Regions from separate parts of the Mus musculus genome. Here region 1 is linked to region 2. The links are chromatin loops, found by intact Hi-C in ENCODE. Cell type or tissue: left cerebral cortex. All regions are shown on one strand.

Region 1 (8,000 bases), 58 kb before region 2:
AGTCAGCCAACATTTGAGAGGTAAGCTCTGGTCAGCACAGAAATAAGGAACTCCGGTATTGTGATGGTGCTGGCCCAGGTACTTCAGATACCCTCACAAGGACTCTAACAAGTTCCTCAGCTAGCAAGTGACAGGGAGAATTCAACCACAGATTTGTCATAGTTAAAGGTTCAAATCCTTAGCCTCTGAGTAAGATTATTTAGGGACTCTTTAACTCTCTCTGCAGAGCCCTTGATGCTATGAGAATACAATTTTAGAAACCCCTGAGTCCTAGGGTGGTCTCTCCTACCATCAATGAGGAAAGCCAGTTCCCAGGAAAGATCAGCCTGTTCACAGGGCTCTGACGTGACTCATCTTCTGTGGCATGCACCTCCAGCTGGCATTTACATAAATCATTTTAGCACAGTTGGATACTCCAATCAGCAAAAATCTGAAAACCTTGAGACCCAGTAGCCATCTCACGTAGGGAATTGCGTTGTCATCTCATAAGTGTAGCTATAGAGAGAAGGGGAAGGGAAGAGCAGAGTAGTGTCCACAGAGGGCCGTCATGGTGCTGGGAGCTGCACTTGTTCTTCCTGAACCCCCAGTGACTCTGTGATCTAAGTAATGCTTTTGATGAAGTCAGAACCACAAAGTTTACGTGAGTTGGCACTTTATCAAACTATGCACTGTGAGTTTGGGGTTAGAATTCAAACCAAGGTCTGTTCTATTCATTCCATTAGTTTTCAAAGTCTTGTCTTTACAGACACTAAGCTGTCAGAGCCATCAGCCTGGCAACTGGGAGTTACTGAGTATCTCTAGTTTCCTTTGTCCCATGGAAAACAGATATCAAAAGATAACATATCAGCATTCACATCTCCTTTACTTGATCTTTTTCTTTTGCTTGATCATCACGGGGCCCTCAGAACTATAAAAGAGGGCAAAGAGACCAATAGGAGCTTCAGTTTTAGATAAGACAATGGTTGTCTACCAATTTTGCCAAAGCTAAAGTGGAATTTATTGAGGCATTAAGCTAGTCATTACTTTGTTCAATCTAGGCTTTGTCAATGTGTTTTTATTCTGTTGCAAGAAACTATCCGAGAGTCTAGATAAGCAGAAGTTTGCCGCAATGTTAGAACTGTTTGGAAATCCTTTGTCTCAGGGTGGATCTAGTCCAGCAAGTTTAAAACCAAGGAGAGCTCCACATGTTGAGTATTGTGGAGAGTCTAGAGCTGTGTTGGGGATGGAGCTGATTTCCAGTTAGGTGCTTAAAGGCCTTGCGTGGCAGGAAGTTCAATGTCCAGCCCATAGCTCAGACCTGACTTTCCAATTCCTGCTGAGTTTGACAATAGATAATCTTCTGAAGCAAGCAGATTTTTCTTGGCTGTAGACTCCTGCCATGCCTATCTGCCAAGTCTATTGCTGAGCTCCCATATCAGAGCCATCTCTTTTCCATAGAAGCCTCAGTGTTTCATATCCGTTTGGCTTCACTAGACTGAAATAACTCATCTTTAATCTCAGAGACTCAGGATAGCAAGTATCTCTTGTTTCTCTCATCTAAGAATCCAAGAGGCAAGGGAAATTCTGCTCTTTGAAAGTGTCCGCATGTCTCAGATCTCCCAACGAAACATCACTTCAGAGTCTGGTGTTTTGAAACTCTGTAAAATACTATTTATTATCTATATTATATATAGCTTAAACTTTATGATGCCAGCTATGGAGAACTAGTCATCTGGCATAATCAGTCAATAAAAAAAAACCCCACAGTTTTATTTTTAATCACCTCTACTTAATAATTCCTACTTTTTTTCTGTTGCATTAGAACCTCATTTGACATCATGCACAAGAGCCAATGGTTACAATGGTGTTGTGCCTTGGAAAGACCTGTGCTAAGTGTTGTCTGACTTCCTCCATTTGTTGATTCATTAAAGGGATTAGTAGATGCAACTATAGCCCCAGAGTCTGAGGAAGTGTCTGGCACTGCAGTTAGATCAGTTTAAGGATAATCTCAAAATAACAAATTGAATAAAGTGAATGCGTTCACTTTAGTGTTTAGATACTGAACAGGAGAAAAGATGAGTCTAACGTGTCAGTGGAAAACTTTCCTGTGGATCACTGATAGAGAAAACCATGTAGAATCCCACTTACCCACTGGTTTCATAATCTCTACCTATGTTCCAGGTTTGAAGAAACGTAGTATAGAGGGTCTTGAAGAAGACTGGAGTAGACGAAAGGTAGCATTTTCCCCATGTGGTTGTTTGTCAGAGCCTGGATCATAAAGTGGGCAAGGATTAGAACTCATCTGTAGACATCATCAAAGATCTGTTGATAAGCAAGAATGGATGGGATGAGTCAATCTCCTCTGGGCTTTGCCCACTTCAAGTCATATGTAACCAGCTGAAATCAGCAGCAAAAGAGAAGGAATAATAACTATATACATCTCCATTTTTTTTCTCACCCTATATACTTGGTGAGGGAGAACCTTTAAAACTCTGGAATGCTTTAGGAAGAAGAATTGAAATGAAGAAAGGAGAGAAAAGAATCATGCCCACGCCCGCACCTATATCCACGTATGCGCACAAGCATACCCACGCCCATGCCCAAACCCAGGGCCACGCATGTGCACACACTCTTGTACTCATGGAGGAAGGGAGGGCACTGACTCACTGATTGTGGTAAGGCTGGCCACTCTCATTTCAGCAGCCAGAATGAAATTATCCATCCGAGGACTTGCGTTCCTTCTCCCAGTGTGATGACCTCTTAGATATTCTACTTTAAGACTAACAGCGCTGGTGCTGGTGCTGGTGCTGGTGCTGGTGCTGGTGCTGGTGCTGGTTGGATTCTCTGGGGTTGGGGTGGGGGTTGAATGGAATGAGCCGGCCTACTGCGCCCCGACACAGTGTCTGAAATAGCAGAGCAAAGGAGCTTTTTCATAATTCTTCTAAATTTTTTTTAAATGTGGGCACCCAAGTATGGTCCCAGCTAGTCACCCCTGTTGGGACTGGAGGTGTGGAGGTGGGTGGGAATGACGGTCCCTGGCTTGTGTGCCAGATGGAGGGTCTCCTAGTCAGCTTCTTCCTGTTTGTCTTTGAATGCTTTCCCCAGGTCGGGTGGGCTCAAAACACTTTCAATTTTTTTTTTCACCACTCTGCTGTTTCCTCAGCTGCTCTGTCTCTCCTCTGCAGAGAGAAGTCAGCAGAAGTGTGGGTGGAGGAGGAAAACTGAGAGAAATATAGTACAGGGATTAGCTGTGTGGGCCGTGCAGAGAAGTTGTGCACTGAATGACAAATCTGAGAGACGCAATACTCCACAAATTAGCTGGGAGTGAGCTTCCTGTCACTGCCTCTACCTTAGGCTGTGGTGTCCGGAGGTCCTCTCTGGGCCACACCTTTGAGGGTGAGCATCCTTAGAAGGGTCTGCTTGGGTGCTGGGCCTGTGAATCCACTATGTATGCTGCCTCCAACTGGAGCAGGAACAGAGTTGCCACTTACAGTCAGGTGCTCCAGCCGGAACCCCTGCTGCTCTATCCTTACCAGCAACCAGGAGGAACCCCAGTTTCTGTCGTTTTGAAAACTTTCTTAAGCTTTCAGGTAGATAGGTGGTGACTGACCATGAGGCAACAGCAAGTATTTTGACCTTCTCTGTAGCGGTAGGTAAAAGAGACAAATACTGCTCCAGACTTGCTTTACAGGGTCCCAGGAGGATCACTAACAGGCTGAGCCCAAATTCACTGAGTAATTAAGAGGTAATAGGTTATGCTTATGTGGAATTGTTTTTCTGATCCCTTTGCAGAAGCCATTGGGAGAGGAGTAACGCGATGATTTCCCCCAGTGTTCTCGGCATTTAGCGTTTCCTTAAATTTTCGGTGATGAGCCTAGCCTTTATTGGCTGAGCCACGTTTAACCCAGGCATTCAGCATTTTCTGAGCAAAGTCTTTCTACCTGAAAGACTACAACTTGACTGGCCATTTGATACCTCACATCCTCCTGGTTGTACATAGAATCTCAAATAATGGGAACACAACCTGTTCTCCACTTCAGTTATGCTATGTCTGTTTCCTGAAGGGCATTCCCAGCAAAGGACTCTGGCACAACAGAGCCCCTAAGACAGCTCTGTGGGTACAAGAGCCAAATAATGCAAGGGGAGAAGGCTGTCAGAAAGATCAGGCTGAGAACAGAACCTCAGTGGAAGATAAGCTCCAAATTTGAACTTGCTGTCAGCTTAAATGAAAACAGAGGAGAGGGGGAGAGATTGAGAGAGAGGAGGAAAGAGATTACATAACTCACTCCTCTTTTAAAAGGAAGCACAACATTTCACCAAGAGAGACAATTATGTTCCATGACATTCAGCTGTGAGATGAATTTTTCATGGAGATTTTTATATAAGGGCTCTTAAGACAATAGTCGTCTCTAAGAGCAAGTTTTACAAAAGATGCATAAACAGACCTATTAATCGTTTTCAAACAATGTCTGAATGCAGAGGTGTTAAATCACTGTTCTCAGCAGACTGGCCTAGGAGACCTCAAGTAACTGTCCACATAGATGACCGGGGGGGGGGGGCAGTAAAGGAGAACTCGGAGGATCCAGAGAAATTAATATTATCTGAGTCCTGAGAGCCTCTGTCGGAAATATAAACAGTGTCTATTGTTCAGGCTTTGGGGAGTAAAGATGGAGGATCCAGGATCTTTCTCCTGGATTCTTTGGCTCACATTGATTTTCTGACAGATTTGAGCCATGGGAAAGCCCAAGCCCTGTTGTTGTCAGTGTGTAGTGCCTGCGTTGTTTTTCTGCACTGTTATAAAATAATGGTGATATTTAGTAACACAGAGTCTCATAATATCCTTATTTATCAAAAGAAAAATGGTTCTGTTAAAATTTTATTTACCAAGTCTTTTTAACTGTGGAAAATTAGGATATAAAGAATTTTCTTCTTAATTCTGGTTTAACTGAGTTTGCCCCACCTTATAAATTTTCTATATTTATGGCTAGTTAAGGATTTATACACAGCTTCAAATGCATGTATGCTAATGTCTTTTGTGTTTGTGTTTGTGTTTTGTTTTTGTTGTTGTTGTATTGAGAGATGGTCTTACTCTGTAGCCAAAGCTGGTTGGAATTTTCAGGAATCCTACTGCCTCAGTCTTCTGGGTGCTGAGATTACAGCCATGAGCCACCATCCTGGCTTGATTTTATATTTAATATTGTTTATGTTATGCAGTTTCCCTTTTCCTTCATTCCCCTCCCTATCCGATAAAAGTCAGCTGGGATACTTGCAAAATTCAGGTGCCTGGGCCTCTCCTCGGGAACCCAGTTCAGAAGCTGTGTGAGGTTGACCCATGCTGGGAATCCCAGCATCCTAGAGGCTGAGGCAGGAAGACCGGGAGATGGAGGCCAACATAGCTTACAAGTGAATTCAAGGCCAGCTTGGACTGCAGAGTGAGACTCTATCCAACAAAATAATTGATTAAAAATGAATTTTCAAAACTTAGCAGTTTGGATGCCCAGGCAGGGTGGGAAATGCTGCCTTTCTTACTCCTCCTACAGAGCCAGCATGCACTCTGTTCACAGTTCACAGAGAGTGGCAATGCCTGGCTGGCTGGATATTGGTGCTGCCAACAGGAATCCAGTAAGAACCAACTGTGTTTTTAAACAACAGTTCATACTTAGCCATCTGCTGTGCACTATGGTGATGGCACCATCCCATGGCTGCTTCCAGGAGTGGGGGCACAGGCTTCCTCCATACTGTTTGTACACAGGCCACCCCCTCCCCAGGACACAGCAGTACAGAGAAGAGCTATTTCACACAATTGTCAGCCTCTCAAGTCATCGTAAGCATGTGTCCCTCCCCTCATGGTCAAGGTACTGGATTATCAAATGACCAGAAAACCTACTTCAAAGTGCTGAAGTGCACGTGTGGTTCGAGGTTCTGTAAACACGGCCAGTCGACTCGTGGATTCTTCACTACCTAGAACTATTGCTCTTAAAAGTTCATTCTTTAATTTTGGACCCATTATATGTGCTTATGGTACAAATTCAAAAGACAAAAAAAAAAAAGGAAGATAGAAAACCTTAACTTTCTTTGTATCTATTCTTTGTCTCTCAATTCCCATCCCCAAAGGTAGCGACTGTCAATCTGAACCTTTCACATAAAAGCATCTATAATTTCCTAACAAATGTCAGCAATCCTACATGTATTCCTACCAGTTTGCTTTTTCTGCACAAAGATATATCTTTATGAGCATTCATATCCACACCCATGGGACTGCCTCAATTTTTAAAAAATTCTTCTGTATTCTATCTTCAGGAAGTTATTGATCCTATTTGATCACTTGAGAAACAGCCTTCCGTTCTCTTCTGTCCCCAGCCATGCTGTGGGGAACAACACCCATGCATGTACAAGTTCACACATCTACAATGTATTTGCAGAATGAATTTCTCAAAATAGCAAGACTGGTCAAAAGGTGTGTGCCTTGAATTTTGGTAGATATGACCAACTTCTTAGGGATTGTTGGGTTTATTCTCTGGCCATCAGTGCATAGGATACTCGAGTCTTCACAACCTTGCCAGTTAGATAGCTGCAAAACACAACTGTAGTTTAAGCCCTTGTTCCTGTCTCTGGGATGATGCCTTTCCATATGGTTTGAGCCACGTGCTTCCTTTTCCTACTATCCCGTCCCATTAGATTGTGATGTTTTCCTTCCTTCCTTCCTTCCTTCCTTCCTTCCTTCCTTCCTTCCTTCCTTCCTTCCTCCCTCCCTCCCTCCCTCCCTCCCTCCCTCCCTCCCTCCCTCCTTCCCCCTCTCTCTCTTTATTTCTCTTTCTTTCTTTCTTTCTTTCTTTCTTTCTTTCTTTCTTTCTTTCTTTCTTTCTTTCTTTCTTTTTCTTTCTTTCTTTCTTTCTTTCTTTCTTTCTTCCTTTCTTTCATGTACTTTGCCTACACATACACCCGTGCATCATCTTCATGTCTAGAGCTCGAGAAGAACAAAAGAGGGGAAGAGGGTACCAGATCTCCTCCAACCAGTAGTAAGACTTTCTTTCTTTCTTTCTTTCTTTCTTTCTTTCTTTCTTTCTTTCTTTTCTTTTCTTTTCTTTTCTTTTCTTTTCTTTCTTTCATGTACTTTGCCTACACATACACCCGTGCATCACCTTCATGTCTAGAGCTCGAGAAGAACAAAAGAGGGGAAGAGGGTACCAGATCTCCTCCAACCAGTAGTAAGACTCCATGGAAGTACTGGGAATTGAACCCAGGTTCTCTGGAAGAGCAAGCAGCCAGTGTTCTTAACCACTGAGCCATCTCTCCAGTTGACGTTTTCTTTCTTATTCATAATGCCCTTTTTTTTTTTTTTAAAGGAAGTTAGCTTCCATGTGTGAGTTTGGAATCTTTTGAAACATATTTTGTCATGAATATTTTAAAATGTTAATTTAGTTGAATTTTTCAATTTCTTTTGAAAAAAAAACTTTCAGGGTTTTTTGGTAATATTTTAAAATGTCTTCTTTCTGAATATATGCATGTATATTGTATATTATATATATATATATATATATATATATATATATATATATATATATATATCTCCTCCCGTTTTCTTAATTTTGTTTAAAAAAATCTGTTTTGTCATTTGGAATTTACTTTGGTAGGAGATATGAATTAGAGATGCCAAACTTTTTTCTTTTTTCTTTTTGGTTGGTTGATTTTTGAAACAGGATCTCACTATATAGTTCCTTCAGGCCTAGAACTTGTAGTATAGACCAGGCTGACCTTGAATTTACTTCAGTTCCCCTGTTTCTGCTTCCCAAGCGATGGGATTACAGGTTACAGGCGTGTACTGACATTCTCAGTTCTCTCTCACGGTAACATGGCTGTCTCAAACAGAAGTTCTCGTTTCTTCTTGTATCTGAACCGCTTACCTGAGAGTCTGTGCACCTGACTGCATTCCTCACCATTCCTGTCCCTCACCTGTCCCTCGGCCCACAGTGTGCCACTGTTTAAGGACCATACTGTTTTCAGGAGGGAGCTTTTCTCTT
Region 2 (8,000 bases):
TTTATAGGAAGGTAATTCCCCATGAATTATCCCATCAGTCTTCACAAGAACTCTGTGAAGTGGGTATTCCGATGATTCTTCTCCAAGGTTGCACAACTAGTAAGTGGCAGAGCAAAGACATAAACTCAGAAAAGCCCCTTTCTATTGTGTTATTCTAACCTTGAGGAAATAACACTTTACATGTTATTGGGTGCTTACAGGATTTAGTCTACATAATGCCACTGCCTGTAAAAGTTCCATGTCTACCCTTTATAAGAAAATTAAAGCCCCCAAAGACATGAAATAATTGTGTATACAAGGCCAGCTTCTTGATGATTCTAAGCTGGGCACTGTCCTGAGCCACCTGTGTGTACTGGGTCAACAAGGTCTGTGTGACCTTCCCATCTGCAGACTAGAAGCCTCCAATTCATTTCCCAAGGCATAATCAATTGAGAAAGAGTTATGGTCCCTATTGGGAGCTGGATCTACTTGATTTTTAGCCAGTGAAGAAAACAGAGGTCACAGTTCTGTGTGAGTGCATTTCTCATCTTATTACAAGTGACTGTGACCGAGGCTCCTTTCTTGGCCTGCCTCAGGTCCCTGCCACAGCCGTCACAATCTGATCTCTTTTGATCCTGTTGTAAGTCTAGGTAGCTGAAGCTTCCTGAAACAGTGAAATCTTTGTCTTAAAGTGGCTCCATTTCAATGCCATTCCTTTCTACCCTGGGACAAGTCCATCAATCACTCATAGATGTTTTGCAAGCAAAGGGCAAATGCATTTCTCAGAGGACCAGCCTCCACCCCAGTATCCCAAGCCAAGAGCAGGTCAGGAAAGGGCTTGGGGTCTAGCCAGCCCCCTTTTCCAACGCGGCCATCTGGGAAGTGAATGTGCTTGCCTTCTGTTCCCACTTGGGGGTGGACACACCACAAGATGCTGTGTCTCCTGCTTCTGGAACATGTGGGTTTCCTGCCAACCTACTGTCCTGTGAGGAGGAGGAGGAGGGAGGTTTTATAATTGAGGACTCTTTACTTGGAGCATCTAGCTGATTTATTTGCTTCAGTGTCTAAGATCCAGTAACCCTCCCCCCCAGCAACTGTGAAAGCTAAGAACTGAATTAGTATAGTGTGTGTGGACCAGTCCTTTATTTTGTAGCTACTTCTTGAGTAGTGGCCTCTACTATTGTCTCACAGAAGGGCTTAGCATGGACAAGGGAGGACTGGGGAATAGACTTGGCCGTGCCAGCATAATTCATCCACTTGGGATTAACTTCTGGCCATACCACTTTCCACCAGTGACTCTGTGAGTGAGTCTTGGTCGCTTGGTTTGAAAATACAATGCATTTCACAGAGTTGTTAGAATTAGAGCCAGCAAGATGGCTCTTATTGGTTAGAGGTGTTTGCTGCTTAAGACTGCTAACCTGAGTTCAATCCCCAAACACATGTAAAGATGGGAGAAGAAAATCAACTCTACAAACTTATCCTTTGACCTCTACACTCACACTGTGGTATGCATATGCCTCCCCCCACAATAACAACAGTAGCAACAATAATTATAAGTTAAATAAAGTTTATTTTACATTTTGTAGGTTGAACTTAGGGCTGTGTGCATGCTCTAGTTTATTGTACATCTAAGTGATATAAAATAAAGCTTAAAAAAATCTAAGGTGTTAGACAATATGATAAAAATCAAGTAGATTCTTGGTATTAGCTGCTATGATTTGTGTCAAATTAAGAGACAACAGTGGAGGGGTGTGGAGACATGGCCAGGGAGGTTTTGACCGACCAAGGTTGACTTCACAACCACGCAGACCACTGTGTTTTCAGGAATGTTGTCCAATGGGTTGGATCACTCTAAGGAGCCATGGGCCACGAATCTCAGTTTCCTAAGAGCAAAGTTACTGCAAAGCAGGCAGTTCACCCAGGGGTGATGCACAGCTCACACGCCACCCACATCATTCTGCATTTTCAAGGGGGAGTTCTGAGTTGATTAAAGGTGCGTTCAGCATTCCTTCACGGAGAGATCTACAGGGCTTTGAAGGCCTCCTCCACCTCCTTTTCCCCTCTCCTCTCTCTCTCTTAGGACAGAGCACTTGTGTTTCTCTTCAGTGTCTCAACAGTGTCTTAGAGGACAACCTGCTCTAAGATAAATACACAAATGGAGAGGATAACTAAGTCTGGCAGTGTTTGAAACAAGGCTCTGGCCCATGACTCTCCCTCCATCCCTGACAGGCCCCTCATTTGTGGCCTGCGCAGAATCCACAGGCAGAAATCAGTAACAAACAGCCCTGGCACTGAACAGAGATGTGCATCCAAGCATGTTTATGAGCCGCAGGGAAATTTTCCCTGATAGAGCCTCAAGGGCTGGCCTATGGGTTGGTACAGCTGTCTAATAAAAGACCATCTTTGTAATCAGCGCTCAGTGGAAACGTACCATCTCATTTATAGAAACAGTGAAGCCACCTGCTATTTAAAGGGCCCTCCTCCTCTTCTTCCTCACCCCAGGGCTAAGTTTTCCAGCATACTCCCTCAGCCAGCTGTGTCTTGTCAAAATCCCGGTCAGTGCCCTGGGAAATATGATTCTGACCAACTACCCCATGAGCTATCGCTCTGCTTTTTATACTCTGCCTGGAGTCCAGGAGTAACGGTCTCATACACAAAAAATAGCTTCCATGAAAATGGTCAGCTAGGCAGGAACAAGATGTGCCTGGCGGACTAGGGGGTAATCAGGTCCCCTTCAGAATCACTGCTCGGTGATTCACTCCATGCTGTTCCCACACAGCTCCGGCTGAGTCAGGTTCTGACAGCTGAGAAGGCGGGAAGGGAGAGAGGAAGGGAAGAAAATGTCGCTGTAGAGGCAGGAGCCCAGCAGCTCAGAGTGGAAGGAGAGCTTTGGAAGATGCACAAAGCAGTAAAGAAACTGGGTATAGTGAACCCCAAACTCAAGCCAGCTTGGGGAACGAGTGCTGGTCAAGAACTCTCCGGTTAACTGTGAAAGGAGCCGCAGCCTCCCTGTTTTAACCTCTGAGTTATAAAAAGCTTTCTGCAAGCCATTAGCTCACCTTTTAAAAAGCCATCTCTACTGCTAATGGGGAAGATGGGACCTCTTGGTATCTTCAAGGGCAGCAACTGGAACATGAACCCTAGTTGGACCCTGGAGGGAAATCTCACTTGGCTATCATGCCCAGTCCCTCTCTGCTTGTCTTAAAAGCACAGTGCTGATCCAAGCTCGTTTCTCCTCGACTCATCTGCACCATGGGTCCTGGTTCATGTTTTATGAGCCTTTGTTAATGTTTAAGTGTGCCACACACTCCTATTTATCCTTCAAGTCTCAACGGGAAGCCCCGTCTACCGTCTCCCGTCTCCCGTCTCTGTGAAAGCGCCCTACCTCCTTCCTCACACCCACCTCCCCTCCTCCCTAGCTTCGCTATGTTTAAGGGATCTGTTGTCATGGCCTGCAGCAAGCAGATGGTCCAGGGAAGGCTTCCTTTATGAGTCTGCTTGTTAAGCTGAGCTCTAAAGCTTTTCCCTGTGACAAGATTCAACCCCAATTACTTGCAGATTCTTGAAAGCAAGAAAACAAGCCCTGCTTCACTGTCATACCCACCCCCGGCCACAACAAGGAAGAGAAGGAAGGCGACATAGATAAAAGGAATGTTTAATTTAGGCATGCTAATTTAATTGAGAAGGCTTAGTTTGTATCTGTTTCCCTTTGGCCTGTGGAGAAAGGGGCTTTCTGCAAGTTTGTTTGTTTGAAAATCACTCATAAACATATTTTATTCCATAGATAATACATTCCCTACATGTGCTATAGGGGAAAAGGAAGCTGTTACGATTTATGAAAGAAAACTTGTCAATAGCTAATAGATACCATGCCAGTCTTGTGGAAGTTGGACTCATGGATAAGGTCAAAACCAACCAAGAGATCAATGGTGTAGTCCACTCAATGTTAACCTGGTCTCTAGTTCGTTGGTTATGACACAAAGTTATCAACACCACTTTTACTTGGCCATGACCCACTTCTCGGGCCTATTGCTCTATGTCTGTGGGCTAGGGGACAGCTGCCTGGCCACTGGCCCTGGGAGCATTAGAAAATGGGCGGCCCAGGAAGGAGCCAGTGGGCTGTTATCTGAGGGATATCTGCTCCATCTGGCCTGAGCTTAGTGGAAATTTCCTAAGCCTTCCTCTTCTCCAGGCCTCCCACCAGTGTCTGCTGATCCAGTGGCCCCTCGTGTCCACCTGCCCGTGATATCAAGTCTAATTTAAGTGAAAGCCTACATGTTCCTTTGAAACACATAAGGCAACAGGTCTCTTTCCAACATGCAGGGATACCCGCTAGAAGGCTTGTTGTGTAGGAGAAACACTTTGTTTTTCAGGATTCCTTGCGTAGTGAGTGTGTCAGTCCTGGGTACCAACTGTGTTTACCAGCTGTGTGTGCAGACTTTCACCGCAGGCCCACCACAGGCAGCGTTGGCACATTTCCTTAGCATGCTCCCTCTGAAGTCCCAGGAGGCGAGACCTGTTCTTATTTCTTCTGTACACTCAGGATCCAGTGTAGAACCCAACGAAGGCTACCTTCTCCACAGGTGCTTTCCAGATCAATACCATGATTCTATTTCCAGGCTTCAGTTATGACAAGATAAAGCCTGGCTCACGGCCCCTTCGCTCCTACATAGGGATGAGCTCGTCAGATCTCCCCATGGTCCCAATAACTCATCTGTCACTCAACTTTGACCAAGTCAGAGCTTCTGCCCCAAAGCCACATCAGCTTCATTTAATTCACTTCCTCCTTGGTCCTTCATGTCTGTCTCCCCTTTTCCCCCATTTGCTTCCTCTCCTTGTTAAGGCAGATGATTAGCTTGTTTTGCTCAATCTCCGGGACACAGTTCTTTCAGTGATAAAACCAGAATGAACTGCTCATTCGATCGATGCCCTCTTCTTATCCAGAAATATTTGATGAACCATGGCATGAGCTTTGCATGCAGCCAGACCTTGGACAGACCTCGGGAGCAAGCTTCAACTTAGCATTCCTACATCTAATGATGAATGTGCAGTGGGCAAGCCACTTGTGGAGATCTGGGAAAGGTGTGCACCTCAACTGGAAGATGAGAGGGAGAAGAAGAGGGAGGGAGAAGGCAGAGGTAGGGGAACTGTGAGGGAAGAGAAGAGAAGAGAAGAGAAGAGAAGAGAAGAGAAGAGAAGAGAAGAGAAGAGAAGAGAAGAGAAGAGAGGAGAGGAGGGGAGGGGAGGGGAGGGGAGGGGAGGGGAGAGGAGGGGGAGAGGGGAGGGAAATAGAAGAGAGGGGAGGGAAGAGGAGAAGAGAGGAGGGGAGAAGAGAGGGGAGGGAAGGGAAGAGGAGAAGAGACGAGGGGGAAGGGAGAGGAGAGAGAAGAGAGGAGGGGAGAAGAGGGGGGAAGGGGAGGGGAGAGGAGAGGGGAGGGGAGGGGAGGGGGAGGGGAGGGAAATAGAAGAGAGGGGAGGGAAGAGGAGAGGAGAGGAGGGGAGAAGAGAGGGGAGGGAAGGGAAAAGGAGAAGAGACGAGGGGGAAGGGAGAGGAGAGAGAAGAGAGGAAGGGAGAAGAGGGGGGGAAGAGGAGGAGAGAGGAGAGGAGAGGGGACAAGAGGGGAGGGGAAGAGAGGAGAGAAAGAGAGAGGGGAGGGGAGAAGAGAGGGGAGGGAAGAGAAGAGAGGAGGGGAAGGGATAGGATAGGATAGGATAGGATAGGATAGGATAAAATAAGATAGGATAGGGAGGGGAGGGGAAGAGAGGAGAGGAGAAGGGAGGGAAAGGGAGGGGATGGAAAGAGAGGAGAGGGGAGGAGAGAAGATAGGGGAGGGGAGGGAAGGAGAGGGAAGGGGAGGAGAGTAAAGTAAATGGGAAGGGGGGAAGGGGAGGAGAGGAGAGGAGAGGGGAGGAGACAAGACACGGTGTTTCAGTCAGAACTCTTCCTTCAGGAAGTGCTATCTAAGACCTTTAGAATCAGAAGATCCATTCAGATTCATCTACCCCCGTCCCAGTCCTATTCCAAGACAAATGCTTTCTTAAAGTGTGGGGAGCCTCTAAGTATCTCCATTGTGGGGTGCTATGACATTCTCTAGCAGTCGGAGGTTTGTGGATACTGACAATATGGCAGTGTTAATGCTGGGTAGAGGATGTCTTGACTGGGCTAGCCTGAGGAAGCAGAGCTAATGCTGACCCAAACTGCCTTTGCTCAGATGTACAGAAACCATCCCTGCATCTTCACCATTGTCAGCAAGGCTGTACTTTCTGTGGTACCTTGCATCCAATATGCAAATGGAAGTCAGGATCTTGGCTGGGTCACATGACAGATCAGACAATTGCCCCCTTTCCTTCACTTCAAGTCCTGATTTCCCCATTTCCCCAATTTGAGAATGCTGGGCCTACAGAAACTAGGGATGGGAGTTACTCATACATATTCTTTGAATTGGAATTTCTAGTTCCTTGCTGCCATTCAGGCAAGTCTTGAGAGCTGGTACCCAGCTCATGGTTTGTGCCTTGAGTGTTTTTTTTTTTCTAGGCCATTCTTGAAATTAGAATAACCTTCCCTTCTTGCCCCCTTGGGTCCTGTGGTGTTCCTTCAGATTTAGCTTGGACTAAGTTGCCTGCCATGGACACAAACATCAATAGCACATATGCATGGTGCTTCTCATGGCTCACCTAACATCTGCATGGTTATCCAGGGGGAACTAGACGGAAGCGTGCTCACATCTAGGTATGGTCTCTGTTGCTGGTGGATCAAGGACTTTGGGTTTCTCTCCTTGGCCTGGGCTCATTGTTTCTTTGTAGGACCAAGTTCAGGGGCAGCAGGAAGTTATGGCTCATAATCAGTAATAATTGATTGATAATCATAATCAATCTCATGAAGTATATCCTCTTCATTTATTCGATTTAGGGCTGCATTCAACTTAGAATTTTCATCCTATTTGTTAAGTTTTAAGATTTTCCTTGTCCTACACTTCCCCATCTTATACCTTCATGTAAGCACATTCTCATCTGGTTTTCACCCTGGAGGAGCCTTGCTGTGAGCAGATGAAGTCTTCATCTGCTATGGAGCATCTTTAAGAAGTCAGGTGACTGTGTTTCTGGTCCTACAGCTTTGTTTGCGGCATTACTTAGAACCTGCTCAGCTGCCTTAGAAGAGCCCAGAGCTGTAAGAGTTGGGGGTGGCCTCTCTGTTTTCTCAAGAGCCAGGAAGCTCCTTAGCAGACTATTCATCTGCACATAGAGATGCTGCTTCTGACTCTCCCAAGTAACTTCACCAAAAGACCCAAAAGGTCAGAGGATGCTGACCTTCACTGTTGACTATGCCCTCCCTCTCCACAGGCAGCTTCCCTCTACTCTTCTCTTTGGCTGAGTTCCTCTGCAATTTATATCAGGTATTCCCTGTCTAGTGTCTACTTTGGTGTCACCTAGTCTTATGGATTTCCAAATTCATTAAAAGTCATAAGTAGGTTTGTGGTATCACACTACCGTGATGGGAGAGAAGCCTGAACTAAAAGGGACAGTGGACACAGCTTCTCTCCTCTCTCCTCTCTGCTGGCTTCCTTCCTTCCTTCCTTCCTTCCTTCCTTCCTTCCTTCCTTCCTTCCTTCTTTCCTTCCTTCTTTCCTTCCTTTCTTTCCTCCTTCCATTTTTTTTGAAACATGTTTGGGTTTGAGTGGAATTAGGGGACAGTAATAGAAAGGGTTATGCTGAAGTCTATAGGAGACAGGCTTAGCCATTGAAAGTGAGGCCCCAAAGCATAGAATGAATAGATTCTTCCATCTTGGCAGAATTCTGCATCAGAATTAAAGTGTCTCTCAATAGAAATGGCTCTAGTTTGTATCATAATGACAAGTACGGTGGCATCCATGAGGAGGACAAGGAGGGAAGATCCAAGAGTCAATGACGCAGTTTGAGTGACTGAGTGCCGTACATGCAGTGGTTGGGTTGCTGGTGTAGAGTGGGCGTGTGTGGGCGTGTGTGTGTGTGTGTGTGTGTGTCTGACAGTTTCATGGGCGTGT

Evidence for each region. Peaks named below come from ENCODE experiments on the same cell type or tissue, not always from the same donor. Only the 100,000 strongest peaks of a DNase experiment are listed, where the experiment ranks them.
Region 1: a loop joins it to region 2, with 10 times the contacts of the local background. A loop is called at or near these places in 6 of 42 quality-filtered maps.

The regions. Positions count from the first base shown.
Region 1 is chr13:93,053,915-93,061,914 of GRCm38, reverse strand. The region is part of intron 9 of Cmya5 (cardiomyopathy associated 5); the gene reads left to right. It overlaps Gm31745 (a long non-coding RNA gene), which reads right to left and starts at 2,923. Exons shown (of 4, transcript XR_382755.4): 1 at 2,647-2,923; 2 at 2,128-2,247. In left cerebral cortex, no CTCF peak of the experiment used is centred here; DNase peaks (open chromatin) are centred at 2,629, 3,128, 4,173, 5,586 and 4 more places; H3K27ac peaks cover 5,019 bases.
Region 2 is chr13:92,995,487-93,003,486 of GRCm38, reverse strand. No RefSeq gene overlaps it. Among named protein-coding and RNA genes, the nearest start is that of Gm41019, 6.3 kb to the left of the region's middle. In left cerebral cortex, a CTCF peak has its summit at 3,620; DNase peaks (open chromatin) are centred at 933, 1,998, 2,662 and 3,434; H3K27ac peaks cover 6,079 bases.